2 separate regions of the Homo sapiens genome follow, and region 2 is linked to region 1. Evidence: chromatin loops called from intact Hi-C (ENCODE). Cell type or tissue: heart right ventricle. All regions are shown on one strand. Each heading gives the region's core, and the rest is flanking DNA. Links, peaks and the distances in the headings are about the cores only.

The links. A loop is a pair of places that touch in the nucleus more often than their neighbours do. Peaks named below come from ENCODE experiments on the same cell type or tissue, not always from the same donor. Only the 100,000 strongest peaks of a DNase experiment are listed, where the experiment ranks them.
Region 2: it touches region 1 in a loop (2.2-fold over the local background); 47 of 110 quality-filtered maps call a loop at or near these places.

What each region holds. Positions count from the first base shown.
Region 1 is chr1:151,826,100-151,841,335 of GRCh38, reverse strand. It overlaps C2CD4D (C2 calcium dependent domain containing 4D), which reads left to right and starts at 1,516. Exons shown (of 2, transcript NM_001394591.1): 1 at 1,516-1,672; 2 at 2,116-3,518. The coding sequence starts at 2,347. The coding sequence ends at 3,408. It overlaps C2CD4D-AS1 (C2CD4D and THEM5 antisense RNA 1), which reads right to left and starts at 3,059. Exons shown (of 4, transcript NR_152846.1): 1 at 2,599-3,059. RORC (RAR related orphan receptor C) reads left to right here and starts at 9,534. Exons shown (of 11, transcript NM_005060.4): 1 at 9,534-9,611; 2 at 11,878-11,907. The coding sequence starts at 9,572. RefSeq lists enhancers at 1,110-1,179, 1,720-1,769, 10,226-10,913, 11,600-12,285 and silencers at 2,573-2,662, 2,733-2,852, 2,863-2,962. In heart right ventricle, for the core only: a CTCF peak has its summit at 4,734 (motif pointing right); a DNase peak (open chromatin) is centred at 4,695; H3K4me3 peaks cover 947 bases; H3K27me3 peaks cover 2,275 bases.
Region 2 is chr1:151,575,283-151,590,518 of GRCh38, reverse strand. TUFT1 (tuftelin 1) reads right to left here. Exons shown (of 13, transcript NM_020127.3): 10 at 11,693-11,798; 11 at 10,787-10,870; 12 at 9,477-9,577; 13 at 6,936-8,875. The coding sequence ends at 8,812. Among named protein-coding and RNA genes, the nearest start is that of SNX27, 29 kb to the left of the region's middle. RefSeq lists an enhancer at 14,855-15,236. In heart right ventricle, for the core only: no CTCF peak of the experiment used is centred there; no DNase peak of the experiment used is centred there; H3K27ac peaks cover 2,697 bases.

The sequences.
Region 1 (15,236 bases), core at 2,507-7,506:
ATGAATGGAAGGTCTGGAGGCCACCAGGGATCGCCACAGAAGAAACACTTGCTTTGTTAAAATCTTCAAGTATTAGATGACACAATAATCATTGCATTCACTGGTTTGTTTCATCTTTTTTCCTGCATTTCAGGATTTGTCTTATTGTTGTTTGCATGTTTATTGTCTGTCTCTCCCCTTAGACAGCTCTCTATTCTATGTATCCCCCTAGCACAGTGCCTGGTGCATTTTAGGCACTTCAATGAATGGATGAACAAATTGATTCAAGTATAATTTTGCTTACTACTTCACTCATCAAATACATCCTGACTGAGTACCTGCTTTGCACCAAGCACTGTTTTTAAGATTCTTAGTCTAGTAAGAGAGGTGGACATTAAACAAATAACCACATAAATAGAGGGGGAAAAACTGTAATCAATGCTATAAAGGAAAAGTATGAGGTACTATGAAAGTGTACAGCAGGTGCCCCTAATTTAGATGGGAGGGTGTCAGTGAGGGCCTCCAGAGCTGAAGCATGAAGGAGAAGAGTGGTCCTAGGGGAGGAACTAGCCTTGCTTCCTTTCAGAGACTGAAGGATGGTAGGTGTGTCTAGACTGCAACTGATGGTCTCATCTTGTCTGTGGTGGCCTGTGCTTCCTAAGATCTGTCAGGGATGGAGGACATAGGCCAGCTTGATCCTGACTGTTGGATCCAGCTTTATCTTCAGTGTTTCTAAGTCCAGAAATCCTGAGTCTGGCCACTTTTCCTTTAGCCACAATAATTCAGAGAACTATTAGCCAGAATAATGCAGACAACTGATCACTGCAAGTCACTCTGCCTTGGAGCTATTGGAATGGCTCCAGAACAGGGCACTGGGGGCCAAGGCAGGATTTCAACCAGGAGGGTTTTACAGAAGATGGACTTCACCTGTGAGGGCTGGGGTTGGAACCGAGCACCAAAGAAGTGGCCACTGTCCACTGATGGCCGTCTCCCTCTTCTCTGTAGCCCTCCCCCACCCCTAAGCAGCCCAGCTTCAGCAGAGGAGGCCTGGGCACAGGAATGGATTGTTGCTAGAAACCTGGCTTCAGCTGGAGGAAGTCAGAAGACCGGGCTGATGGCCGCGCAGACAGAGCTGTGTTTATCCAGGAAAAGAGGTAGGACGTAGGCAGCGGAGGCCCCTGCCAGCTCCTCCCATAAGGACTGCGCTGGGGGAGCAAGCTGCAGAGAAAGCTGCTCCCCTCTGGCTCTGAAAGTTTCAGGGCCTGAGGCCAGAACCCAAAAGCGACCCACAGGTGAGGCCAGCACTCCGGGCGCGCGACGGAGAGGGTCGCTAGCTCGGATCCCAGGGCAGAGGGTCGGAACACGGTGCTCTTGGTGGCTCCGCGCAGGGGTGAGGCGAGCGCGTGGTGGCGGAGCCTTCCGGAGACCGCTCTGAGGGTGGCGGAGAATCAATGCTGCCTTTGTGCTCGGTGGTTTCCGAGGGAGAAAAGGAGTGGAGAGTAGGAGGGGCGACCCAACGGCCCGGCCCCGCCCTGCAGACGCGGGATGCGGTAGGGCTGGGAGGCGCGGGAGCTGGACGGTCAGGGCTACTGGGGGTGGGATTCTGTGTCCCCGGGAGGTGCGTCTCCTTGGACCAGCCCAGGGTGTCCTGAGGTCAGCAGCCAGGTGTGTCCCCTGGCTGCCAGGAGCAGAAGTGAGTCCTCTTCTGGCTTGGAGCGACTCGAGGAGGGGAAGGAGGAGCCAGAGGAGGCAGGTGGGGCTAGGACTGAGGGATGGCTCAGGCCAGAGAAGCTTGAGCCGGGGCAGCCTGGCAAAGGGAGGAAGTCCCAAGGGGCGCCAGACTGGATCCCAGAGGAAAACCCAAGTCTTCGAAATGGGCGGGGGAGGAGGGCGTGAGCCCGCCTAGGGCGCAGTGTCCCAGGGGGGTTGGGATCTGAGTCCTTTTGCTATAATGCGGTTATTATCCTATTTGTCCTAATAGTACCCTAGGGTTCTGGTGGATACTATATGGGCCCTCTAACTGTAAGGTGAATGGGGCATCTTTAGTACCAGTGGGAGAATCTGTGTACTTGGTGACGGAGGCCCGTATATGAAAATGTGACTGACTGGCCCTTTGCTCCCTCCATTTCTCCCCAGCCCCCCAGACTGCGCCGCCCTTTCTTTTTCTGCTCAAATAGGGGTCCGCGCTCCCAGTGGGTCCGGAGACCGGGGCGCGGTGGCTGACCGCCCGGTGTACGCCAGCATCACTCACCTCTGACTCCTCTGCGCTCCTCGCCCAGCCCCGCTCCGCCGAGCACTCCCATCTGAGACGGGATTTGGACCCTCTCGGCCCTGCGGAATTCGGAATTCCATTACCCCACCCACCGCATGTGGCTCTTGGAAAAAGCTGGCTATAAGGTGGGGGCCGCGGAGCCTGCGGCCCGTTGGGCGCCTTCCGGCCTGTTCTCCAAGCGTCGCGCCCCGGGCCCGCCCACAAGCGCCTGCCCCAACGTCCTCACCCCGGATCGCATCCCGCAGTTCTTCATCCCGCCTCGGCTCCCGGACCCGGGCGGCGCAGTGCCCGCGGCCCGGCGGCACGTGGCGGGGCGCGGCCTCCCCGCGACCTGCTCGCTGCCTCACCTGGCGGGCCGCGAAGGCTGGGCCTTCCTGCCCGAGAGCCCGCACACGCGCCGGCGGGAATCCCTGTTCCACGGGCCGCCACCTGCCCCGGCCGGGGGACTCCCCGCGGCGCAGTCCCGGCTGCACGTCTCCGCCCCGGACCTGCGCCTCTGCCGGGCCCCCGACAGCGACACGGCCTCGTCGCCGGACTCGTCGCCCTTCGGCTCCCCGCGGCCAGGCCTGGGCCGGCGCCGGGTGTCCAGGCCTCACTCTCTGTCCCCAGAAAAAGCGAGCTCGGCCGATACCAGCCCGCACTCGCCGCGCCGCGCCGGGCCGCCCACGCCGCCGCTCTTCCACCTGGACTTCCTGTGCTGCCAGCTGCGGCCCACGCGCGAGAGCGTGCTGCGCCTGGGGCCCCGCGGCGGGCAGCTGCGGCTCTCCACCGAATATCAGGCCGGGCCCGGGCGGCTGCGGCTGCGCCTAGTGAGCGCCGAGGGCCTGCCCCGGCCGCGGTCCCGCCCCGGGAGCGGCGGCGGCGGCTGCTGTGTGGTGCTGAGGCTGCGGCCCCGCGTCCGGCCGCGGGAGCAGCAGAGCCGCGTGGTCAAGTGCAGCGCCAACCCCATCTTCAACGAGGATTTCTTTTTCGACGGGCTCGGCCCCCCGGACCTGGCCGCCCGCAGCCTGAGAGCCAAGGTGCTAGACAGGGGCGCGGGACTTCGCAGGGATGTGCTGCTGGGGGAGTGCGAGACGCCCCTCATTGCGCTGCTGCCCCCGCTGGGTGGGGGACTAGGTCCCGGGTCATCCCTGGCGCCCACCCATCTCAGCCTGTAGCCTGAGCCCCTGGCTTCCTCAGGACGTCTCCACTGTGTCTGCAGTCCACATTCTTTCCACCCTGCCCGGCTTGTATTTATTTTTGCTAATAAAATGTCCCCTTGTCCTTAGCCAGATATTTCCCCTTACTGGCACCTTACACGCTCGGGCATAGAGCCTACCGATCTTCCCTCTATCCCGGCCATACGCGGGGGGAAGATGCTCATTCAGACGGTCTGAGTAGAGCAGACCTTAAGCAGTGGTTCTCAAGCTTGAAGGAGCATCAGAATAACCAGACATCAGAAATCCTGGAAGAGCTTTTTAAATATGCAGGGTCCTGGGCTCCATCCCTATGAGATGCTCCTTCAGTAGATCTGGGCCAAGTAGGTCCTAAGGTCCCCGGCCAACAAGGCCCCCGAACAATCAGGGAGCCCTGCAATCACTGAGTCACTCTGACAGAAACCAACACAAGCCACCTTCCACTTGAGGCTGCACAGAGGAAATTAACACTCCCTTCCTGTGCCCCTCTAAAACCCACATCTGTCCTGAAGACAGATGAAATTTCTGGCTCTTGAGAGTGAGTCAGGGGATGTCAGATGAACACAGAGTGCCCTTTAGTCTTCCTTCTTCCCTCTTGCCTCTTCCACACCTGTGCGTCCCTTGAGGGGTGGGGCAAGTCTGGAGCCAAGAACCAGAGAGGTGCTTGGGTACCAAATGAATGAGATATAATGTCCCAGGGATTGAAAGGGGGGAGGTGGGGTACTACCAAAGTGTGAGAACTGTTCTCAGGAATGCCAGAAGAGCCTCCTCCAGCCAGAAGGAGGTGGGGGTGGGGGGAGGTGGATAATTGTAGGTCACATTGTGTTTACCTCTACCTGAATGTCCCTGACGTCAGCAGTGACCTTCTTCTCTCTCCCTCCACCTTCCCAGGAGCCGGTTCCTCTGGACTCAGGCCAGGCTTGGAGGAGGGAGGGAGGAAGTGAGGTAGGCACTAGGCTAACCCAACTTCTTTCTCCCTCTCCCTTGGGCCCTTTCTCATTTTTCATGGTGCCAGCTGTGGCCTGCACCAGGGCTAAGCTTGCGGGATCTGACAAAACCTCAAAAGCCTCAGCACCTGGACACGTTAAATTCCAACACACACACACACACACACACACACACACACACACAGAGACACACACACAGAGACACACACACACACACACACACACACACACACACACACACGGCTTCATTCAGACAGCTCTCCAGTTCCTTCTCCCTTCCCTGATTGGGTCCGCACCACCCAGCCCTAGGCCAGAGAACTCTTGCTCCAGGTGTCCACCAGGTGGTGGCATTGACCAAACAATCCTAAGTGCTAACTACTACACATGGATTATAACCACATGAGGAACTGTTCCAACAATTAGTCAAGCCATTTATTCCTCCCAGCACCTTCTATTAGGGTGTAAATACTATTATTATCCAATGGGATCTTGGGCCTCGCATAGCTAGTAAAGGGAAGAACTAGGACTCACATAGCTAGTAAAGGGAAGAATTCAGGGAGTCTGGCTCCAGAGTGTGGACTCTTAATCACTTCAAGATAATACCCCCCACTGCCAGCTGCTGCCTCCCAATCAAGTCACTCTAAAAGGGGCCTCCTTCCCTAAGATGGTAGCTCTGCAAAGGTTTCGTACCCTGCCAGTTTAAAATCCCATGTTTGAATTCTGGGAAGTCTACCTATAGATTTAGGTCTACCCCTAGTACTGGATTTCTATTTCAGCCCCCAAATTCTCCCATAACAACCCTTGGTGAGAAACTGGATTTGATGCCCATTTGAAAGTATCTGGAAAGAAAGTTAGAGGCCGTAGAACCTTCATTCATGCATTCCTTCAACAAATACTTCGGGAAGGTCCATCAGGTGGCAGGCATTGGATACAGCAGTGATTAAACAGACATGGGGATCAGAAAAGTGATAAAATAAGCCATTAAAATGTAAAGAATGCTACTTGGTGATATGTTACAGAGAAAAATAAAGCAAGAAAGGGAATAGAAAAGAGGGGTCAGATAAAGAGAAGGGAAGATTATAGGGACAGAAAGAGGGAGGGAGGAGAGGAAACTTTTTTTTTTTAACCATAGTACTTTGGACCAGGTCCTGAACTTTATCTGTGTTATCTCAGTTGATCATCACAACCACTCAGTAGAGTAGATATTAGTATTCCTCTTTTTTGGGGTGGGGGGACGGAGTCTCACTCTGTTGCCCAGGCTGGAGTGCGGTGGTGCGATCTCGTCTCACTGCAATCTCCACCTCCCAGGTTCAAGTGATTCTCCTGCCTCAGCCTCCCGAGTAGCTGCCACTACAGGCGCGTGCCACCACACCCGCTGGTTTTTTGTATTTTTAGTAGAGACGGGGTTTCACCGTGTTAGCCAGGATGGTCTCGATCTCCTGATTTGGTCTCATGATCTCGGTCTCGGTCTCATGATCCACCCACCTCGGCCTCCCAAAGTGCTGGGATTACAGGCGTAAGCCACCGCGTCACAACCACTCAGGAGAGTAGGTATTATTATTCCCACTTTACAAAGAAAGAAATGGATCAGATAGATAGGTTAAGTAAGCTTGCCTGGGGAACAGCCCTGGCTGGAGGGAAAGGTTCTGACCTGACTCCACCCAGACACCCCCACTGCCACCCCAACTGCTTAGGGGAAGCTGTGAGGAAATCCAAGGCCACTCCTCCCAGGAGCAGTTCACTCAGCATTCACAGCCCTGAGGCTCTGTGATGGGGGCCCTAGCATTGCTGGAGGAACATCCTGGGTAGCTAAAGTACAGAAACATGGGAGTGAGGAGGTCCTAAGAAACCCTCCAGTGTGCAGATTGCTCTGGCCCCAAAGCACTTCTATAAACACTAGTCAGAGGCCAGGTGTGGTGGCTCATGACTGTAATCCTAACACTTTGATAAGTGGATAAATGTGGGAGGCTGAGGCGGGCAGATTACCTGAGCTCAGGAGTTTGAGACCAGCCTGGGCAACATGGTGAAACCCCATCTCTACAAAAAATGCAAAAATTAGTTGCATGTGGTGGCATGCACTTGTAGTCCCAACTACTTGGGGGGCTGAAGCAGGAGGACCTCTTGAACCCAGGAGGTCAAGCCTGCAGTAAGCTGAGATCACGCCACTGCACTCCAGCCTGGGTGACAAAGTGAGACCTTGTCTCAAAAACAAAACAAAACAAAAAAATCCACTAGTTAGGACAGGTATTATTGCCCCATTTTTACTGATGTGGTAGCTGAGGGCTGAGATTTCCCTCAGGGCCTACAGCTAGTAAATGGCAGACCACATTCTTATAAGTGATTCTGCCCCAGCATTTAAACCCTTCTTGCCACCTCCAAGCCTGTGTGACTATAAATGTTAATTGGTAGAGGAGAGGTACAAGCAGGGTCACTGTGGAAAGTTCAAGGCCAGGAGCTAGGGTCAAACTCCCACTGTTCCTCCACCCACAGTGGCCTTTGTGACAAGAAGGGGGAGGGGTGGGGACTGTGAGATCTGGAGGCTACCGAAGGTTACAGAGCCTGGGCTGTCCTTTTTCAACGGTTGAGGCACAACCCATCCCTGAGTCACTCCAGTGGGTTGAGGCGTCCCCAGGCATGGAACCCCCTAGAACCCAAAGAAAAGTGGTCCCTAATCACTGGATCAGGCATCCCAAGGAGAGGGCCCTCCAAGGATGGGGCTGGGGAAGTGTGTGCCACCGCAGACTACCCAGGCTCCACATATTTTCCACCTTGACCCCCAGGCCCTCCCTGAAAGGGCAGATTTGTGCTGAGCTTTAAGTGGTTTCTGTGGTTTAGGGTTGGGGAAGGAAGGAAAGAGATGCTGGGGACTGCTCCCCAGTTCCAAGCCACCACCACCACCTCCCATCCCTTCCAGAGTGTTTGCCCCCAGCATGGAGATTTCCCCAATAAGGGGACTGGGCACGTGGGGATGAAATGATTCTCTGATCCCTATCAGCCCCTTCCTTATATAAGATTGTATTTGAAGAGGAAATAACCACCGCCCTGCTTTGAAAGGACGATTCTTCCAGATAAGGGGCTGTGATTGCAGCAAGAGGGAGAAAGTTTAGACAAGAGGGGGAACTTCCCATAAGGATAACCAAGGGATCTTCTTGCCCTGGGGAGAAAAAAAACTCAAACTATCCATGCTTAGGGCAGGGGAGAGGTAGAGAATGCCTAGGAAGCATGTGACACTCCTAGGCCTAGAGGTCAGGATACTGTCTTCTAAATCTCCAGTCACTTCCTCCCCACCCTACATAGTAGCACAAAGTGGCACAACTGGGGAGTCAGCTGTGCCTGCAGTGTCTGGGGATGCTCTGTGTCCATCCGCAAGCATTCTACGTGACCTCCACTCTGTGCCTGCAATTGGTGGGTTGTAGAAGAGGTAGTCACGAAGGGCCCCTGGGAGACCCAGAGTCAAGAGGAAGAGAGGCCTAAAAAGGAGAAAAGATAGAGAGGGGACAGCTGGAGAAGAGCCACAGACAGGCAGGAGCCAGCAAAGAGAGACAGAGAGATGGGGGATAACTGAGGAGTTCTGGGGAGGAGGGGAGCAGAACGGCATCTCCCCTGCACTCCCACGCCCGGCATGTTGCTGGCTCCTCCTGTCAGCTGGAGGGTGCTGGGGGGGCGGGGGGGAAGGGAGCTGCAAAGCACTTTACCTCTCACTCCAAACCTGCCCAAGGTGCAGAGCCCCCAAACAGACCAACATCCTGTTCTGTGCAGAGATGCATACATGGATGCGTGGGCCCACATTTACCAAAAGAACACGGGGGATAATCAGAGCCTCAGAGGCATAGGCACATACCCTTAGACTCAGTGCAGAAGGTCCCCAAAACTTCCCCTCCTCTTTCTCACTACTCATCCACTGTCAATGACCCTAGGAGTTGAAAAGTCCTTCTCCACTTCTACCTTTATCTCTCAATCTGCAGCCATGGGGAGACTCTGGGAGCTACCTAAGAACAGAGGTGCTGATGGTAGCAGAGTGTGAAGCTCCAGGGTTGGGCAGGAGTGGAGGATGGCGAGACGAGACGGCAGAAGAGGGAAGGGACAGCTGCTTGCCCTCTCCATGCCAGGTGCCACGTGCACCAGGTGGGGGGGAGTGGGCGAGTCACGAGGCTGTGGCATGGCTGACTCCTGCTCTGCTGTTTACCAGCTGGGAACGAGAGCAGGAGGAGGTGCCAGGGAGCCTCTTGCTGCAGCCTGGCCCCTGGCCAGTTGCTTGTTGGGTAACCAGGAGAGTCAGGCCCAGCTAATCAAACTCTGGGCCCAGGCCATGCAGGAGAAAAGCAGCACCAGGATCCCCAGAAGCCTCGTCCTCTTGGCCCCCTTCAGAGCCTTCACTGCAGGCCTCAGTGTGGGCCACTAGGTCTGGGAGCCTCTCCTTCTCCCAATGAGTCCAGTGCAGCATCTCTCCTCTCCTCTTCCCCACCATGGCTTCTCTGCCTCCAGGCACTCCTCCAGGCCTGCCCCTTGCCCCAACAGATGAGGAGCACGTAGAAGCATCAGGGGGTCAGGGAGTCCTGGCAAGAGCAGCAAGGGTTAGGGGCAGGGGCCGAGCAGGCAGAGGCCTCAGGGAACTGAACAGTCACTGGGAGGAGTCTGACTGCATCCTAGAGAAGAGACACAGTCCCCCAAACCTGCCCTCTCCATCTCCCCTATGCCTGTCACCTGTCTTAGGTAGAAATCACAGGATTCTAAAGTCACAAAGACTTGGGTCCAAATCATAGCTCACCCATTTATTGTTCTTGTGTGAGTCCTTGGGCAAAATCATTAATATCTCTGAGAATCCCTCCACTCACTGATCAATCTGGAATAATAATGTTTCCCTGTGGTGGGTGCTGTGAATATTTACACAAAGTAAAAGCATGGATTTACATAAAGTGTCCTGCAAAGGGCCCAGCACACAGTAAGTGATTAATAAATGCTAGTTCCCTTCCTTTCTCCTGTCCTGTTTCTCCTCAAGGCTCCATGCACTGGTCCACTGGTCTCTCCTCATGTCCCCTCCTGGTGCCAGGACACTCTGCCAGCCACTCCTTTTCCCTGCCTGCTGGAGGGCCAGGTGCTCCCGCCTTCCACCCTCCGCCCTCCTCCCTCCCCTGGGCCCTGCTCCCTGCCCTCCTGGGCAGCCAGGGCAGCCAGGACGGCACCAAGGGAGCTGCCCCATGGACAGGGCCCCACAGAGACAGCACCGAGCCTCACGGGGTAAGAGGCCCATGGCCCTGCCTGCAGGTGGAAGAGACTGCTGGAGGTTCAGAGGAGGGCAGAAATGGCAAGAGACTGGGCAAGAAGTGAGGAGGGGAGGGAGGGACAAGAGTGCAGAGGAGAAAGCCCTGGGTTGGCAGGGAGTGAAACTGGAGGAGAAACAGGAGGAGGGGCTGGGGAGATGACAGAGGAGAAGAAATCGCAAAAGGAGAGAAACAGGAAAGAAAGGGAGAAGCGGGAGAAGGAAGAAACAGGTTGGAGGGTAGATGGGGAGGGAAGAGCCAAGTCAGGGGAGCCAGATCTAGACCCAGCGAGGGGTCAGAATGTGGACAGGCCCTCCCAGGTGTGGGCTTACCCCCCAGGAGGCACAGGGACACTGCTTCCTTGATCTGGCCAGGACCCCAGACAGCAGTGGCCGGGAGGCTGGCTGCTCCACCTTCTGTTCATTCACCAGTGGAGAAACCTGTCCTTTAAGGAGTGACAGACTTGGGGAGTGTGGCAGGGGGAACCACACCCTGTCAGCTGCCCATGACCACGTAGCCTGGTCCTTTCCTCGCCACTCACCCAGGGATGTGGGATTTCATCTCTGCAGAGAATGTGGGGCACTGGGCCATCAGCAGGGAAGGACAGAATGTCAGGCCGTCCTTGGCCCCACCCATGGTCCAAGTCAGGAACCCCCTCAGAGCAGGATCGCAGGGCCACAGGCTTGGTCAGCTGTGAGCATGGAGGAGGAAAGTTTGAGGGCCAGAGCCACCAAGCTCCAGGGCCACCTGGTGGAGGAAGAACTGGCTGCCTGGGTGAGCAAGGGGAGCACCCCCACCACAGGACTGCTCTGAGGTGCAAGGCTAGAGGCCAGGAGCCGGTGCCACGTCAGGGAGGAAGCTGGGTGGGGCCAGGCAGGAGCAAGGGGAGGTGGGCGGGGCTGGGTGGGGCCTTGCCACCTCGGGGCAGTCTTTTCTCCTCCCTCACCCCAGCAGAGCCCAGGCCATCAGGCCACTCGCCTCCACACAGCCTAGTGACCACGGCCTGCCAGTGGGGAGCATCTCCCGGGCAGAAGGGCACTGTGTGTGTGTGTGTGTGTGTGTGTGTGTGTGTGTGTGTGTATGTCAGGTGTCAAGACTGAACAGCAGAAGGAAAAAAATAACAGAATAGAGTCAGAGGTTAGGGAAGCTATAGGGGGTATAGGGCATGGTTGAAGGGCTTTCTGAGACAAAAGACTGGCCATGTGTTCTGTGATGAGCTGCTATGTGGATGTAGGAAATGGGCCAAGGTCTGGCAGGGGAATCCTCTTTCCAGGGGCTCCCTGGCTAGGTGTTTCATAGATGTTAACTGCATGAATGGGTGACACCCCCCCACCCACCAACCATGCTCCAGCTAAGGCCCTCCCCTCAACGGCTGCTCCCCCTGGAGGTCCGAGTATCCATGTGACCCCCATCGACCCACTCATGCTCCCTACTGCCCAATCTCCACCCAGACCCGGCCACGCAGCAGCAGCAGAGAAGGGAGGCCTTCCTCTTCAGGCTGGTAGGCCAGGGAAGCCTGGCCCGTGGAAGCCAGAGAGGGGTCTGTATTTGCAACTCTCCCCTCCTCTTCCTCCAAACATCCTCTCCCCCTACTCCCAACCCCCACATCTCTGAAGCCCTGGTGTTTTCAGGCATAGATAAGCAACCAAGAGATTTCAGTCCCACAGAGATTTAACTCTGGCTGTAGGATATTTCTTGTGCACCTCCAATGAAATTACAAAGTAAATAAGACCAACACAGTCCCTGCCTTCACAGGGCTTTACAATTTGGCAGGAAAGACCCATTTCATAGACAATGACACAATTACAGCAGTTAGGTGACAGTTGGTGACATGGTGAGTGCCAGGAAATAAAATGCAAGGAGCTAAATGTGTCAGCACAAGGGCAGGGGAAGGGGGTGTGTGTGGCTTCTCCAAGGAAGAAACATAATCAGAGACCTGAGGGAGAAAGAGAAGTTGGCTAGATTAAGGGGTACAGGAGGGACAGGCATTCTAGGCAAAGGAGCAGCTTGGGGGAGTCCCAGAGGCAGTGAGGAGCCTGACACTTCTGGGTACCTGGAAGAGGGCCAGTGTGGCCCAAGGGCAGAGGAGGAGAGAGGGGCACTGCAGGGGGTGGCCTGCCTGCCCTTCAGACGCCAGGCTCTGAGGGAAGGAGTGCGGCAGTGGGATCCTAGGAGTGGGGAAAGTGTCTCAGCCCCTCATGATCTTCAACCTTTGACGTCAACCCCCTCTCTTGTCTTTACAGAGCTGCTGGCTGCAAAGAAGACCCACACCTGTGAGTAGGGGGTCCGGGGCAAGAAAATGGCTGGGGCATAATGAGATGGAGAATAATTCAGCAAGTGATCTGTGGGGGGACTGAGGTTGGACAGAGGTGGAGGAGTCAGGAAGAGATGGCAGGCAACAGGAAAGCAAGGGGAGGTGCGAGGAAACCACAGATCAGGGCAGTGGGAGGAGATGAGGAAGAAGCCTGAAGCATGAAAGGAAACACTGTAAAGAAACCAGGAGAGAACAAAGGAAAAGGGAACCGCCTTGTGAAAAAAGGCGAGGAGAAATGCTGGACAGAGGCAGGGAGATGGGAGGGGGTGGGGCCGACTGCCAGGCCGGGGAAGGAAGGAGATAGAGGTAGGGGGGTGTGCGGAGGCGGGGTGGCCTCAGGAACTCAGGAACTCAGCGCTGCTGCCAAGGGAGACAGGGAGCCTGCACCAGGCTTTTTTTTTTTTTTTTTGAGACAGAGTCTCACACTGTCGCCTGGGCGGGAGTACGATGGCACAATCTCGGCTCACTGCAACCTCCACCTCCCAGGTTCAAGCGATTCTCCTGCCTCAGCCTCTCGAGTAGCTGGGACTACAGGCACCCACCACCACGCCTGGCTAATTTTTGTATTTTTAGTAGAGACGGGGTTTCACCATGTTGGTCAGGCTGGTCTCAGACTCTTGACCTTGTGATCCACCCCTCTCGGCCTCCCAAAGTGCTGAGATTACAGGCATGGGCCACTGTGCCCAGCCTGCACCAAGCTCTGTGGTCCTGAGCCAGGTTTGGTGTTCATCTCTGTGGTTAACACATCCTGAGGTGTGAACAAGCCTGGAGCCAGCCTGTGCAGGACTAGAGAGCAGGAGAGCTTTATCTCTGTAGGAAACAGAATGGACAGGGGCACTCTGTGTCCTGGGGCCCTGAAAGCCAGACTACAGCAGGTAAGAAGGGCACTAGAGCTCAGAGAGGACTTCCCAGTGGACGCTAGTGAATAAGAATCCTCTCTAGGGACCACTCAGCACATCAGCTCTCCTCTCCTAGTTTGTGGCAAAGGCTAGTCCCCCAGAGAATGCACACAGTCCCAAAGCTATGCCCATCAGGGCCATGCGTGCCCTTCTGTGAGCATGGGTCCCTGAATCGAGAGGATCCCTCCAGGGTAGGAGTGGCCACACCATTTCTCCATAGCCGTCCCTTGACTGCCTTGCCAGTTCCTCCTGAGAGCTCACTGCCATCTCGCCCAATGCCAAAATTGTCTAGAGCCTCCCTGTTCCAAGTAGAGACATCTCAGAGAGCAAAGCATTGCCCTTCTCCATGAGCTGGGCAGCCCAGGGCTGAGGGCCATCCAGGATGCTACCTCCTCCTGGGTGGGGGTTGCTTTGCTCAGCATAATCCTGATCAGTGTCTCGCCTGCCCCTAGCCACAGGGCCCCACGGAAATGCTGAGCAGGGCCCCGGGAGGAAAGCGGGTCAGGGAGTGACGCGGGTGAGCTGGGGGAGGGGGGTCACGGACCTTATGTGGGTGGGGGGAGTAGGGGGACTTTCGGAGCAGCAGGAACTGGGAGAGGTCAAACCCTATTCCTACCCTTAACCCCTGACCTCAGAAACCTCAGCCAGGACTATACCTCCTTATCCCTTTCCCATCCCACCAGTCCTCGTGTCCCCACCCCAAGAGTGTTGTCCTGAGGATCCAGGCTGACAGCCTCTCCCCCACTCCACGGCCCAGCTCCTGAAGCCCCAGGAAGGCCCAGGAAGGCAAGGAAAGGCCTGTGCCTGGATGAGAGGGTCTGGAGTCCCAGCAAGATCAGACACCTCTCAGGAGTTTGCCCCACAGAATCCAGGAGACATTAAGGCCTCCCCCAGGCCGAGAGACTCTGAAAATTGGCTCCTGAATTGAGACAACCCCAAGATGGGGGTCCAAGATGGGGAACCCGGGGGAACTCCCCAGACCAAGAGGGAGCCTGAATACTGAGGGGCCCTGAAGAGGGACTCTCAAAGCCAATGTACCCCACAAAGCACCTAAGAGGCTGAGAAGGTCTCTGGAATTGTTTGGCCCCTGAGAAGGACCCCCCTCCCCCAGGCCAAAAAACACTCCAGAGAGACTCACATACCGAGGGACCTCCCAGGCTGAGACACCCTCAAAAGCAGACTTGAACCAGAGAAACCCTCCCATCCTTCAAGTGGGATCCGAAGCCAGTCTGCCTGGGCTTGAATCCTGACTCTGCCACTTACTAGCTGTGTAACCTTGGGCAAGTTACTTAACCTCTCTGTGTCTCACTTTCCTCCTCGAAATGAGGATAATGGTAGCTACTTCATAAAGTTTTTTTATTTTTTCTTTTTGAGACAGAGTCTTACTCAGTTGCTCAGGCTGTAGTGCAGTGGCATTATCTCAGCTCACTGCAAACTCCGCCTCCCGGGTTCAAGCGATTCTCCTGCCTCAGCCCCCTGAGTAGCTGGGACTACAGGTGCTCGCCACCATGCCTGGCTAATTTTTGTATTTTTAGTAGAGATGGGGTTTCACCATGTTGGCCAGGCCGGTCTCGAACTCCTAACCTCAGGTGATCCACCCACCTTGGGCTCCCAAAGTGCTGGGATTACAGGCGTGAGCCACTGCCCCCGGCCCACATAAAGTATTTTGTGAGGATTAGATTATCCACATAAAACATCGAGAACCATTTCTGACACATAATAGTAAGCACTATTATTATGATTATGAGTATGATGATGGTGATGATGATCATTATCTACACTCCAATTTCAGCAGTTTGGCTCCTAAGGAAATTTCTGGTTTCCTTCTGTGGATTGTGGGTATTTGCCTGGTGATTATTACTGCTTCTATCATTTCCATGTATTCCCTAGCGCAAGATATATGTGGTGTCTGCAGGGAGGAGCGTGGGCATGGGAGTGGTGGGACAGCCCCCCAGGCTGCACCACACTGGGTATGGCTGTTGGCAGTCCACAGGGTGTCAGGTGGCACATGCCACCACCCCAGGCAGACATCCTGTGACTTACCTCTGAAAACATCCCTGTCCCTGAAGTCACCTGGCAAAGAGGGTCAGGCTTGGAAGGTCCTCGGGGGTAGGAGGAGTAGAAATTTGGCTTCAGGCTCGTGTGAGCTCCATTCTGGCTCCCCAGCCAGAACTACCCTGGCGGGTGGAAACAGCTTTTACCGCGTGTGGCTGTCGCATGTGGTTTTGGAATTTTCCAACGCCCCCTACGATTGGCTGCCCCTCCCCTCACACCCTGCCCCAGGCCCAGATTGGCCACGTGGGGCGCCTGTCATCCTACTCACTGCACCCCTTGGGGGTGGGGTGGGGGGTTGTCACTTGGCCACCTGTGTGGTGCAGAGCTTAAACCC
Region 2 (15,236 bases), core at 3,313-8,312, 250 kb after region 1:
GGAGGCTGAGACAGGAGAATCGTTTGAACCAGGGAGTAGGAGGTTGCAGTGAGCTGAGATTACACCACTGCACTCCAGCCTGGGTGACAAAGCAAGACACCGTCTCAAACATAAAATAAAATAAAGTAAAAATAAGAATAAAGATTAGAGTCCAGACTCTTCCCAGAAGGCCCACTCCATTTGTCTCTCCTTGCCCTCTTGCCACTTTCCCAAAGGTCTCTTCAGCTGGGCTCACCATCCCCCACATATGCCACATTCATTTCCAACTCAAGCTTTCTTCCTGCCGATCTACCTGCCCAAATCCTTCGGAGCCTAGTTCTAGCTCCACAGCCTCTCCACCCTTCTCTCATATTAGCATTTCACATGTTCCATGACTATTCACCTATTTCACATGCTGCTGTTTTTCTCCCATCCATCTGACAAGTGCAAACTTCTGGAAGGCTACAACCCTGTTCTATATTTTCCATCCAGACATCCCCTACGGTACCTGGCTCAATATCATGCAAATAATAGGTTCTTTCTCTTCCTCCTCCTCCTCTTTTTCCACCTAACAATAACAAGTAACATCTGTGAAGCACTTTACAAAAGTGTTTTCAAATACATTATCTTGCATAAGCTATACAATACCCTTGATTCGATTATCAGTAAATATTTAATGGATTAATAGGTCAAAAGAGGAAGGCATTGCTGGTAAAAGAAATAACACCAGCAATTGTACAAAGACAGGAATGATCCCAGTATGTGCAGAAGGCAGTGAGAACACAGCCTAGCTGGAGAGAGAGTAAACACTCTAGAAAATTTAGATAAAAGAATAAAGGTAACAGAAGACAAAAACAAAGGCAAAACCCACCCCGCTAACATGATTAGCATTTAGGTATATTTATTTCTAGGCTTTCCAGAAACATTTTGTTTTGCAAAGCTGTCATAAATGTTCATAAAATTTTGTGTCCTACTTTTTTCATTTAACATTCTAAGCACTGCTCCCTGATGCGACATAGTCTTCATAACAGCCATTTGTAGTGAATGCATAATGTCCCAGAGTGACTGCATCCTCATTTACTTACCCATTTCTCTATTGTTGGACACATGTTGTTTCCCATTTTATATGATTATAATAAGCACTGCAACAAACCTCTTCTGCAGAGAGAAGAAATGAAAAGAAGCTGGGTATTTGGTGAGACCTCAAGCTTCTCTATGCAGGCTCACTTGAGTCTAAAGTGTCTCTGAACTTTTCTGTCACCTCAACCAGAAACACTGGTCCTTTGTTGTTTAAACCAATTGCAGTCACATTTTCTCCAACTTTTAGCCCATGTTATCCTACCTAACACAAGATGTTTGAGGGCAAGAGCAAAGTTGTATTGTTCGCTGCTGTGTCCCTACCTGAATCCTTGGTCAAAGACACGGTGGCCTGTAGAGAGCAGGAGCTTAATAAATATGTGCATTAAAAATAATACGAATTTATTTACTTATTTTTGAGATGGAGTCTCGCTCGGTCACCCAGGCTGGAGTGCAGTGCCACAATCTCAGCTCGCTGCAACCTCTGCCTCCTGGGTTCAAGCGATCCTCCTGCCTCAGCCTCCTGAGTAGCTGGGACTACAGGCACGCACCACCACGTCCAGCTGATTTTTGTATTTTTAGTAGAGACAGGGTTTCATCATGTTGGCCAGGATGGCCTCGAACTCCTGACCTCAGGTGATCCACCCACCTTGGCCTCCCAAAGTGCTGAGATTACAGGCGTGAGCCACCACGCCTGGCCAGAATATGAATTTTTTGATGAACTATTCTTTTCCTGACCACTGATCTAGTAAAATCTTAGTAATTGTATCAATTTGTTTGAGCTGATCAATAAAAATGTTGCCTGTTCACCACATTTGTCACTAATAATTCTTCATTCTTTGGGCCTTTAGTTTAATTCAGAAATTTTACATTTTTATGAACTAAAAATATGTTCCTTCATGACCTTCAATACTAACATTCTAAATGTATTTCCTTTTGGATTTGATATTCAATTTTATTTTCTTGTAGTTTTTCTACAATTTGTAATATTTAATTAATTTATATAGAATTTAGGTATGCTGTTTAGTTTCTTTTTCCCAATTATTATTCTTATTATTTTGAGATGGAGTCTCACTCTGTTGCCCAGGATGGAGTGCAGTGTCACGAACTTGGCTCACTGCCACGTCTGCCTTCTGGGTTGGAGCAATTCTCCTGCCTCAGCCTCCTGAGTAGCTGGAATTACAGGTGTGCACCACCATGCCTGGCTGATTTTTGTATTTTTAGTAGAGACAGGGTTTTGCCATGTTGGCCAGGCTAGTCTTGAACTGACCTCAGGCGATCCACCCTCCTCGGCCTCCCAGGGTGCTGGGATTACAGGCATGAGCCACCGCGCCCAGCCTTTTCCCAAATTTTTAACCAACTGTTCAAATACCTTTTTCCCCGTTAAGTTGCAATGCTGCTTTTATCCTTTTTAAATGCTTATACTGTATAATTGAGTCTATTTCTGCCTAGCTAGTCTCTTAAATTGATGTATAAGCTATATAATGTTTTGCTATTTGCCAAGGCTAATAATCCTCCCAAATTAGCTCTGCCTTCCAAATTTTCTTTACCATTTTCCCATTTATTCTTCCAGATGAAATTTTAAAATAATTATATCCAGTTCTAAAAAGACTCTATTGAATTACAATGTAACTCACTGTAATTACACAAAGCCTAAAAATAAAGAATTGACATCTTTACAATTTTAATTTTCCATCCAGGAAAATTTTTCTTCATTGTTTTCCCATCTTTCTCCACAAAATGTGGTCATTTTCTTCACATAGGTCATTGACATTTCAAATGAAGCTTATGCCTAGGTATTTTCTATCTCTTGTTATATTTTATGTTGTTTTCTAATTGAGATACTGCTGGTGTGTGTAGGAAAACTTGCTACTTGCCAAGACAGCCCACCCTCCTCGAATTGTCAATGGATTCTTTTGTTTCTTGGCTATCTCCCTGCAACCACCCCACACCATCCAGATTCTGCCCTCTGGAGCAAAACTGCTGCTGCTCCTCCCAAGAGACCAACCTTCATCTTTTTGGAAACTGCTATCATCCTCCTTTTGTCCTGGCTAAATAGCCCTGACTGACAGAAAGAACACTGCATTCCAGGAAGATTCAAATGACAGTGGTGGGGAGGGTAGATGTGGGGCAGGTAAGAGGCTAGAGGTAGAGATCAGCAAGGACTGGCTTCAGTGGTCATCTAGGCTTCAAGAGATGAGTTGAGACTGTCAACATGGGAAGGCACACTTCTGAAATATATTCTTTTTTTTTTTTTTTTTTTTTTTTTTAGCAGAGTCTCGCTCTGTCTCCCAGGCTGGAATGCAATGGCGCAATCTCAGCTCACTCCTGGGTTCAAGCGATTGTCCTACTTCAGCCTCCAAAGTAGCTGGGATTACAGGCGTGCGCCATCACACCCAGTTAATTTTTGTATTTTTAGTAGAGATGGGGTTTCGCTGTGTTGGTCAGGCTGGTCTTGAACTCCTGACCTTAGGTGATCTGCCCGCCTTGGCCTCCCAAAGTGCTGGGATTACAGGCATGAGCCACCACGCCCAGCCCCTGAGAGATATTTCAACAGAGGAAACGTGAGGACCTGTTGACAAACTGGATATAAGGGATAAAGGGACAGGGAGCAGTTTGGAAGGAAGTCCATTTTGGACCTCGATCCTGAGATTACAATACAGCCAAGGACAGAGGTCTGTCCTCTAAGCCAGTGTTCTTCAGATTTGTTCCCACAGTAAGAAATATATTGTACATAGCAGGCCAGTTCACACACAAGCACATATGGACAGATATAAAACAGACACAGGGCCGGGCGTCATGGCTCACACCTGTAATCCCAGCGCTTTGGGAGGCCGAGGAGGGCAGCTCACCTGAGGCCAGGAGTTCAAGGCCAGTCTGGCCAACAGGGTGAAACCGTGTTTCTACTAAAAATACAAAAATCAGCCAGGCATTGTGGCACACACCTGTAGTCCTGGCTACTTGGGAGGCTGAGGCAGGAGAATTGGTTGAACCTGGATAGCAGAGGTTGCAGTGAGCCAAGATCATGCCACTGCACTCTAGCCTGGGTGACAGAGTGAGACTCTGTCTCAAAAAAATAAATAAAATAAAAACAAAACATACATAGGAGGATAAAATTCCTGCAGACATATACAAGTTTGGGCCTGGAATCCTAGTGGGAGGAAGGGCTGGGTGTGTAATCAGCACTGAATTGATAGATTAAGTCACGAGTACTCATGACTTCCTTTCCCTCAGCTGTCTGAGGTCCTGTGGTCTAAGACTTGGCGACCAACACCTTTTAGGAAATTAATTATCCTGCTACTATCTACCCTCAATTCTGTGTCTCAGGGGGCTCCAGGAGAAGAGAAATTCCAGCAGAAAGGCCACACACATTTTGTGTTTAAAGTAGGTCTCACTGCTACAGAGCATGCTGTGCTAGAAATTACCTTTAAGAAACATCTTTATCTTCAGCCTGGGTATGGATTTTCCTTGGAGAAAGAGGGAATAGAGAATATTTAGGTCTCCAACTTTGGAGTTTCAAGGCCATCCTGCTTAGAACTTGGACAGGGAAGACAGGAAACAATTTCTCCTTGCAAAGCTAAAGTCTTAAACTGAAATATGAAAAAAGAGGCCAAGGGCCCTAGGCTAACACCTGTTGTTGAGTCATAGCCTGAAGGAGCTCAGGCCCAAGCGCAGTGATGCTTGGCTCTCAGGAATGAGGAAGCCAGGGGATTATTAGAGGCCCTGCAGAAAACAGCAACACACACTAAAAAGCTGGTTAAAGAGGGAAAGCTGCTTGCTTTTCCAACCCAAAGGCTGTTACCCTCCTCAAATTAAGTTGCTTTTCTTTTGTGTGTGTGTGTGTGACGGAGTCTTGCTCTGTCGCCCAGGCTGGAGTGCAGTGGGCGATCTCTGCTCACTGCAACCTACGCCTCTGGGGTTTAAGAGATTCTCCTGCCTCAGCCTTCTGAGTAGATGGGACTACAGGCACCCGACACCACACCTGGCTAATTTTTTTATTTTTTGGTAGAGACGGGGTTTCACTGTGTTGGCCAGGCTGGTCTCAAAACTCCTGGCCTCAAGTGATCCGCCCACCTCAGCCTCCCAAAGTGCTGGGATACCAGGCGTGAGCCACTGCGCCCAGCCTAATTAAGTTGCTTTAACTCCTGCCATGTCAGAGCACCTTTCCTTTCCAAAGTGGAAACACTTCCTAGTGGGACATATCATAGCAAAAGGTACGTTTAAATAGAGATGAAAATGAGCCAATCAATTCTTGGCCTTAGAAATTTAGTTTGAAAAAGGTTCCAATGCACCATTTGGTTGAAATACTGTGTCACTGCCAGGCTTTTTTCTGTGCAGGGGAAAGAACAGACGAAGATGGGGAAGATGGGGCAGTTGTTCGGCAGGCAGGGTGCTGCTGCTTCTTTTCCCGTGCTGGGCTGACGCTCCAGGTTTACAGGACGCTGTTGATGACGGCTGCATGTCTGAGCAGCTCTCAACACCCAGCTCAAAGAAACAGGCCTTCATGGCAGAGGTCCCAGGGAATCAGACTCTATCCTCCCTCCACAAAATATTAAGGCAGCACAGAGGAGTTGGCTTAAAAATGACAAAACATAGGCAATAAACAGGCCACTAAAGCCAAGAGCCTTACTCGCCACACCTTTTCTTTAGGCCCTGAACACCATCTCATTCTCCTCCAGTTCCCCATTCTCCGTCTCTAATTGACAAGATCACCAAGATACAAACTGTATTTCCCTGACTACATTCCCTTTCCAAACCTGTGCCCCCCGCTCCCCTGTGTCATGCCCCTACTCTCTTTGGTTGTGGCATAACTAAACTCTAGGAAATATACACCAGTGGCATGTTTTTGTCCAAGGACTCTCTTAGACCCCTGGTTCGAGTCTCTGGAATGCCTCCAGACTGCTCCATTATCTGCAACCCAAATCTTGGTTCCTCCCACTGAGCACAGGAGGCCCGGCGGGAGCCTCCCTTTCATGTATGGCAGCACACTCACTCCAGTATTCCTCCAGCCCTGTGAGTCTTCTTGGCACCTTGGTCAACCCCGCCCTGCTTCCACCCTGTTAATATTCTAAGAGCAAGTACAGTCTAGATCTAGCCATGCCAAACAAGACTGCCAGAGAAAGAAGAGAGCCACGGGTGTCAGAAGACAAATCCGGGTCTGCAAAGGAAAGAGGTTTCCAATGTGTTTGAAGCCTGTGGTGTGAATTGGCTGAGAAGCAGGAGAAGGGGGAAGAAATCAGAGAAAAATGTACACTCTTTCAATTGAAGAAGAGAAATGGGAGCTAGAAAGGAAACAAGCCAGGGATGAGGGGTTGTTGTGTTTCTGGTTTCTTTGGCCCAGAGAAGATTCATGTAAATTCAGCTATGTCCCCATTTGGCCCTGCAGTCAACTGCCTTCTTGGCAGAAAGGAAAAAAAAAATCATGAGACTAATTGAATGATGCCCAGAGACAGCCAGAAACGAACCCCCTTGAACAGCTGCAGTCAGCATTTCCAGAGTGCTTTTCATTTCTGCAGAAGGCATGCAGTTACTCATCTACCTCCAGTGCTGCTGTTCTATCTCTATGTAATCACAGGACTCTACCTCTATCTCTTCCAAATGAGACACAATGCGGCCAGGCTTAGGGATCCTACAAGGCCATTGCTCCAGAGAGGGTCAAAGCTAAAGTTAGGGGCTGCCTCCTACAATCACGACTCAGAGCACGGAGGTGAGCTTCTTCTAATACCTCTATAAATGCCACAAAGTCCTCATATCATGGCATTTGGGATGTTTGGACCACACCTCCCACATGTGGATAACAGGGTGCCCATCTTCCAAGAAGCACTAAAATGTTCTTCTTTCATCCTCCCTGAAAAGTGAAAGGAAACCAGACCAGGAGGTCAAAGAGACACATTAATATAATTTATTAAATTCGCCATACAAAGAATATGCCACAGACAACAATATCAGAAAGGGAAGAAACATGGATATCACCTGCTCTGACCCCCTCATTTTACAAATGAGGGAACTCCCTGAAATCCCAGAGCATTGTTATGGACAAAGCCAGAATGTGAGCCCAGTCTTGAGACACAGAAACACACAGACTTAAGGATTCTGGCTGCGTGAGCCACATAGAGCCTAAACACTTAATCCACATTTGTTTTGAATTTTTCTGATTCCTATAGTACCATACTCTGATGCCTATCTACTTCTCAAGGTTGTAGGAAGAGCCCTAAAGAAAAACACCATGGGCCGGGCGCAGTAGCTCAAGCCTATAATCCTAGCACTTTGGGAAGCCGAGGTGGGTGGATCACCTGAGGTCAGGAATTCGAGACCAGCCTAGCCAGTATGGTGAAACCCCATCTCTACTAAAAATACAAAAATCAGCCAGGCGTGGTGGCACACCTGTAGTCCCAGCTACTCGGGAGGCTGAGGCAGAAGAATCGCTTAAATCCGGGAGGCAGAGGTTGCAGTGAGCTGAGATCGCGCCACTGCACTCCAGCCTGGGTGACAGAGTGAGACTCTGTCTCAGAAAAAAAAAAAAACAATAAAAAAAGAAAACCATGATGACCTGCAGGGTCATTCAGAGCCAGGATAAAAGACCAATTATGGAGCAAGGGGTTCAGAAGGGCTAGTGAAGAACTCATCTGGGTCCCAGAAGAGTCCTGATTGCCCTCTTTCTCCAAACAACATATACTCTGACCCCAAAGCCTCAGGGAAAGTAGACTCACCTTCCTTAGCTGCAGAGCAAGTTTGAAGGAGAAAGAGAGAAGAAACAGGCAGAGGAAAGGGAGAGAAAGATTCATAATAGTGTCACTCTGACATTAACAAGCCTAATGGGAACAGTTTTCCCGGTTTCAAGCAAATCCAAATACTGCAAGAGAAGGCTATAGAACTTTGGTATTATATCAATCATGAGATGTAAGCAAAACCACCAATAACTTAGCAAAATAAATACAAAGAGGATTTTGCTGGGACTGGTGGAACCCAGTGAAAACAGTTTTCAGGCTCTGGGTCAAGAAGACTGAGGTGTGCCTGGTGGTACACCTTAGGGAAAATCCCTAAAGAGACTCTGGGAGTTTTCACAGCAGAGAGAAGTCACACATGACTGTCTGTAGCCCTAGAGAATTTTTCCGCAAAAGGCTACTCCCTGAATGTACATTCCCTCCTCCCCAGAAAGACAAGGCCACCCAGTCAAAGCTTAGGTTCACTGGCTCTCACCAGGCCTTGCCAGGTAACCCCACTATCTGTCTGCAGGAGGCCAGGGCAGCGTAGGCTGCAGATGGAGCAAGTAGAAAAACAAACAGTTTGTTGCTAAGAACTGAGCTGTGTTTGTGGAAGGAACTTCATTCCCCCAGGACATTCTCCAATCACTCTGGACATCTGTGTCTCCAGCTTTTAGGGCTGAGGCAAATCTTGTCACCTCTCCCAATCTGATGAAGGCCTGGCTTATGGCACAGCCAGAGTCCAGTCTACAACAGAAGGGAGGCTCTCTACAGAGAAAAATAGTCACTGTAGGAATATAGATATTGCCCTGGCTCCTGCTTGCAGGACAATGTCTTCCAAAGGGCTGCAGTGCCTTGAATAGGTGCTCGTGCTCCGTCTGCCCAGCTTAGAGTGGCCAGGGGCTTGGGAATGGTGAGACACAGGAGCCCGAAGTCCTGGGTGCAGCCAGGGGACAGTCAGGAAGTCAAAGGCAGTGTTAACAGCCAACAGGGGCAGTGGGCTTCTCCGAGGCAGAGGCAGCAGCAATGGCAGCAACCATCTCCAGGCAGCTCAGGTTTCCACCACTCGGATGACAGGCATGGGCTTCGGGCTAGGCGGCTTGGATATCCTAATACTGAAAAGAAGGTTGGAAACACTGAGTTGTGCTGGGAACAGCTGTGTTGTGGCCCACCCTTCACAGAGCCCCTGGAATCTTCACATTGGCCTCTGGAATCTTACACTGCAGTGCTGGCTGATCACTTGGGTTCCAAGTGCTTTAAAACAGTAATTATCAGTGACAACTAGGGGAAGATTTGGGGCATGATACATGTGTCTTGTAGCAAGGGTGAAGAAAAGAGAGGGGCAGTTAAACAACTGAGAAGTGGATATAGCTGTGATTCTCGATTTTGTCAAGATCATGGGTCCTTTTCTGAATCTCTTAGAGGCAAAATACCCTCTCCCTAGAAATATGCAAACATTATAACTAAATTTTTCCTACCATTTCAGGTGGTTCATACATCTCTAGAAGCCATTCATGGACCTCCCTGGGCTTGTGTTAACAGGTTCTACTCTAATTGGGCTAGAAAATGGTTCCGGCAAACAGTGGGTCAGACTGAGGGAGGAAAGTTGGATTTAAAGGAGCCTTGTTCTTGCCTTAGCACTAAAGGTTCTACAGAGCTCTGTCCCTCCTTCTCCCCTCCTCCCTGGCCCCATTCTATCTACACACGCTCACTCACCTGCCCGGGTTCTCTGTCTTGGCCCGGGCCTGGGTGCTGAAGTTGCCATGACTGATTTGTTTTTCTATCAGGTGTTCCATCCGGTCATGCATCTCTAAATTCTGTAACACAAGCTTAGGGGTTAGAGTTGGCCTTTTTCTGGCTTCCCGGGTGCCACGTTCAGCTAGTGCATTCTGGTCTCTCTGCCTGTGTTTATGCTGCTGTTGCCTCTACCCCCACCATGCGTGCCACCACCTGGATACCCACTTGCCTCATCTTCATTACCATAGATTGCGCTTATCCTCCAATACCTGCTCCTCCATAACTCTGTACAACACTGACAGACTGATGGTTTCCTATATGTCCTCTACATACAGTTCTTTTTTTTTTTTTTTTTTTTTTGAGATAGGGTCTCACTCTGTTGCCCAGGCTGGAGTGCAGTGGCGTGATTATAGCTCACTGCAGCCTCGACCTCCTGGGTTCAAGTGATCCTCTCCTTTAAGTCTCCCAAGTAACTGGACTACAGATGCATGCCACCACATCTGGTTAATTAAAAAAATTTTTTCTTTTTCAGAGACAAAGTCTCACTATGTTGCCTAGGTCTTGAACTCCTGGCCTCGAGCAATCCTACCGCCTCAACCTCCCTAAGTGCTGGGATTACAGGCATGAGCCACTGCACCTGGCCCCTATATATAATTTTTTGTCCTCAGTTGAGATACTCACTTGCCTTTGTTGATACGCTATTCTATAAAGCATTCTTTGGTCTTTTTAAAAATACACATTTTATCTCTGACTATAGACTGCAAACTCTCTAAAGATAACCCTTTCTCCCATTTTTCTCCCTCACTACAGGGGATCTTCACAGAGCGTTCGCAAAGTGATCTTCAGGTAGTCAACAGACAGGTAGGGCCCTGTGGCAAAGTGGAAATTAGACTAGGAAGGCAACTCGTTACGTAATCTAGCCCTGGAAAAGGCTCCATCTGTATGAATGCCTCCTCCTCCTTCACAGCCCAGCACCACTGCCAGCTCCTTTGCAAAGCCTGGAGGGTCAGAATTAGCCGTGTGCAGCCATGGCATGTGGCTTGCACCATGATGACATGTCCGTTGAAGGTGGGGCCAGGGGGGTGGTCATCTCATCATTGTTAGCAGCTTCCTGAAGGTTCTCAGAAAATGTTTATTCAGCTGAACTGAAAGTCAACCAACCACCCTAGGTATTCACTTCAGAGCAACAGCAAGACATGACAAAGACCCCTCCCATAACCTCTGTCTCCCTTATGTCCACCTTCTCTTCAAGAGTCCTGTTCCCCTGCTGGGCTGCCCAGCACACACACCTCTGCCTCCAGATAGGCGATTTTCTCCTTGAGCTCCTGGATGGTGGCGTCCTTTGACTGGATCACAGCTTTTGAATTCTGGAGCTGCAAAGGTGTGGGAGACACTGGAGCTCATTTTGCAATGACTCATTACACACTCACCAGACTTCACCCCAGCTGCTGGGGAAGGCAGCAGAGCCCTGCAACTCCATATGACTTCATTAGCTTTTCTACAAAGGCCTCCTTTCAGTCAATATTAGACTCTTGATTATCCCAGGGGTGGGAGTGAGGAGTGTGTGAGGGGAATACCACCCTGAGAATCCAAAATAATGAATGACAAAACCCATTCCATATGGCTTTGGAAAATACAAATTATTTTTTCATTCAAGACATATTTATTGAGTACTTACTATATGACTGACTCTGTTCGAGATAATGGAAAACAGCACTAAATAAAACAGACACTAATGGAGCTGACATGAAGCACATACAGCCTCCCAGTTATGGGGCCTTAGGCTCTCAAAACAATTCTGCAAATAGACAAATCCTAAGTATGCTACCCTCAAGCTCAGGTGGGGTAAGGCAGGAAAGCAGCCATGAGGCTCAAAGACTGATAATCTGCACAGATAACAGAGTTTATTATGACTCAACTACTCATTTACCCACACTCTTCACAGAGTATATGACAAATTAACCTTTTCCTTCCTTTCCTATTGGAAAGCAGAGGCCAAATGGCAAACAAACAAACAAAACAGTAGGGGAAAGATGGGAGAAAAGCAAATCCTAATAACCTGAACCTGGTAATTGGTAGCTATAAATGTTTGACATGGGAAATGCATGAATATAAGTCAAGCTCCCTAGGAAACAAATAAGAGCATAGACTTGGGGTGACTCCCCGAGGGCAGGTTACAAACCAGCCCAACTTACCTGCTCTATCATTTGCCGGACTTTCCGCTGCTGGCTCTTGAGCATGTCATCCAAGTGGTGGATCTTCTCCCGCAACCCGGCCACTTCCTTTTCCAGGGTAGCAGCCCTGGGGATAAAGACCAGAAGGCTGAGGCAATGGAACAAGATCACTTATTTACCCAGTCACAGGAAGAGCCTTGAGCTTGGGAGGTTCCCATTAATATGATTCCCTTTGCCTGATTCCCTGGTAGGCTGCTCTGAAGAGTAGGTGGTGGGTACCTTAGAATATCACATTGGAAGCACTGAGGTCAGGAGTTCAAGACCAGCCTGGCCAACATAGTGAAACCCCACCTCTACTAAGAATACTAAAATTAGCCAAGTGTGGTGGCGTGTGCCTGTAGTCCCAGCTACTCAGGAGGCTGAGGCACAAGAATCGCTTGAACCCAGGAGGCAGAGGTGGCAGTGAGCCAAGATGGCGCCACTGCACTCCAGCCTGGGTGACAGAGCAAGACTTTGTCTCACAAAAAAAAAGAATATTACATTGGAAGCATCATCAGGGATCACCTAGTCTAAGAGAGGAAACTGAGGCTCGGAAAGGTTAGAAGGGATAAGTCATTCTGGATAACTCTGGAGGGTAAATCTAGAAGCAACAGGTAGATGGTTCCAGGGAAGCTGTTTTTATATTAACACAGGAAAGACTTTCTTAGTATTAAAGCTGTCAGAAAGTGGCCAGTCTCATGTGTAATGAACTCCTCGTTACTGGAAAGATTCAAGTAGAAGCTAGGATTTCCCTCTCCGACCTTTTCTTTTTTTTTTTTTCCGGAGACAGGGTCTCACTCTGTAGCCCAGGCTGGAGTGCAATAATGCAAACATGGCTCACTGCCAGGTTGACCTCCTGGGCTCAAGCAATCCTCCTACCTCAGTCTCCCATGTAGCTGGGACTACAGGCACATGCCACCACATCTGGCTAACTAAAAAAAAATTTTTTTTGTAGAGACAGTCTCAGCATGTTGGCCAGGCTGATCTCGAACTCTTAAACCCAAGCAATCCTCCTGTCCCGGCCTCCCAAAGTGCTAGGATTACAGGTGTGAGCCGCCATGCCCAGTTGGAGCTGGGATTATTATACTCAACACCATCAAGCTGTTGGCAGGGATTTGGAGGAGAAAGACAGAATTTGAGGCTCCTTAAAGCCTCTTCACACAATTTTGTTTCTAGGTCTCCTGATTCCCAAACCACTGTTGCTTCCTTTGCATCTTCTAAGCAAACTGAGCCAAGATCCCCCAAAGGGCAGTGTAAAATAATAAGAAATATATAATGGGTCTCTGTCCCGGTTCCTGACATACAGCACCTATGTTTTGTTATATTTGGTCACATTCCCTGGTTCCTGAGCCTTTGCATCTCCAAGACTGATGAGTGTCTTTTTGTATGCTAATGATGACTGGTGGCTGGGGTCCCTAGATAGCTTCAGGATGGGGCTAGTGAAAAGACCAAGGCATGATTAAAGGGTTGAAACTTTCAGCCCCACAACTCCCCCTAGCCTCTGGGAAAGGGACAGGGGATAGGAGCTAGAGACTAAACTAATCACCAGTGGCCAATAATTTAATCAATCATGCCAATGTAATGAACCGCCACAAGAACCCTAAACAAAGGGGTTCAGAGCTTCCAGCTTGGTTAATGCATCCACCTGCTGACCTTGCCCTATGTACCTCATCTGTTTGTTCATTTGAATCCTTTATATTATCCTTTATCATAAGCCAGTAATAAGTGAAATGTTGGCCAGGGGCAGTGGCTCATGAATATAATCCCAGCACTTTAGGAAGGCGAGGTGGGAGGATTGCTTGAGCCCAGGAGTTCGAGACCAGCCTGGGCAACATGGCAAGACCCTGTGTCAATGAAAAACTTTTTAAATTAAAAAAATAAGTAGTCCAGGCGCGGTGGCTCATGCCTGTAATCCCAGCACTTTGGGAGGTCAAGGCGGGCAGATTGCTTGAGGTCAGGATTTCAAGACCAACCTGGCCGACATGGTGAAACCCCATCTCTACTAAAAATACACAAAATTAGCCGGGTGTGGTGGCACACGCCTGTAGTCCTAGCTACCTCCTGGGAGGCTGAGGCTGAACCCAGGAGGCGGAGGTTGCAGTGAGCCGAGATTGCACCACTGCACTCCAGCCTGGGCGACAGAGTGAGACTCCGTCTCGAAAAATAAATAAATAAATACGGAAAATGTTTACCTGAGTTCTATGACAGCAAACCCATTACAGCAAGTTAACAAACCTGAAAAGAGGATATGGGAACCCCCAATTTATAGCCAAGTTGGACAGAAGTGTAGGTACCCTAGACCCCACTACTTGTGACTGGCATCTGAAGCAGGGGCAGTCTTGCAGGACTGGCCCTTAATCTGTGGTTCTGCACTAACTCTGGGTCGTCTCAGAATTGAATTAAAGTGTAGGGTGCCCAGCTGGTATCAATTGAGAATTGGAGAAGTGCTTGGTATGGAAAACCCACATATTTGGTGTAAGAAGTGTTAGGAGTAGAGGAACAGTCTTCTTCTAGTCAGGCTACTTGGGAGAGTATCCTGGGGTTTGGGCCCCTGAAGAATCCATCACTCCCCAGTTCTGCCTGAGGAAGCTGACAAGCGCATGCTGCTTGGGGTACAATGCAACATGAGCTACCCCTTATCCTTCCTAAACTCCAAGCATTCTAAATTTCCACCTTCAGCTCTCCAATGCCCTACTTCTCAGTCTCCTTTTAGGTAGAAAATCAGCACGTACATGGCACAGCTGTCACTGCCATTCCCAAACCCTGGCTTCCGATTATCTAGTCCTTTTGGTCTCTCTTGCTCTGCCCATGCGCACCTACCCACCGAGGAAGGAGTGCTGACTAATTCTGATATTAATTCTGATATAAAGTCCAGTCAGAAAGGAGGCTACAATATGACACGTGTATTTTCCATGCCAGGAAGGTCAAATCTAGGTTATCCTAAAGGAGAGAAAATGCCTCCAAGACTGAGGGGCCCTGAAGGGCAAGAATTGTGTCTGTTCATCTTGGAATTCCTTAAAAGGCCCTTCAGATAATGTCTTGTTGAACTAAAAAAGGTCCACCTTACACAATGAAGATCAAACCAAATATGCTGATGTTAAATGTGATTTACCATTTGAGGTCTTATTTATTAATTGCCAACAGCATAACTTCCAAATTCCTGAAGTTCTAGAAGGCACAATCTTTGCTCTGTAGGCTTCATTGGTTGTCTGGGGCCTCTGATTTCCTCTGATCAGAGGGAATTTGCAAAACCCTCTCACCTTGGAGGTAGAAAGGATCTCAGTGATCACCTACGGGACCCTGCTGACAGGTGGTTCTCAGTTTCTATCTGCATTGCTTCAAGTAACAGGAAGTTCAGTATCTCCTCATGAAGCTGCTCATTCCATTTTTCATCAGCATGACTGTTAATCAATTTTACCCTCAAACAGTTTACAGTCAATTTTTGTTTCGGTGGGGAGGAAACGAAGGCATAACATATCCACTGCACTAATCTGTGGAATGACACACAGCAACAGCAGATGCTCCA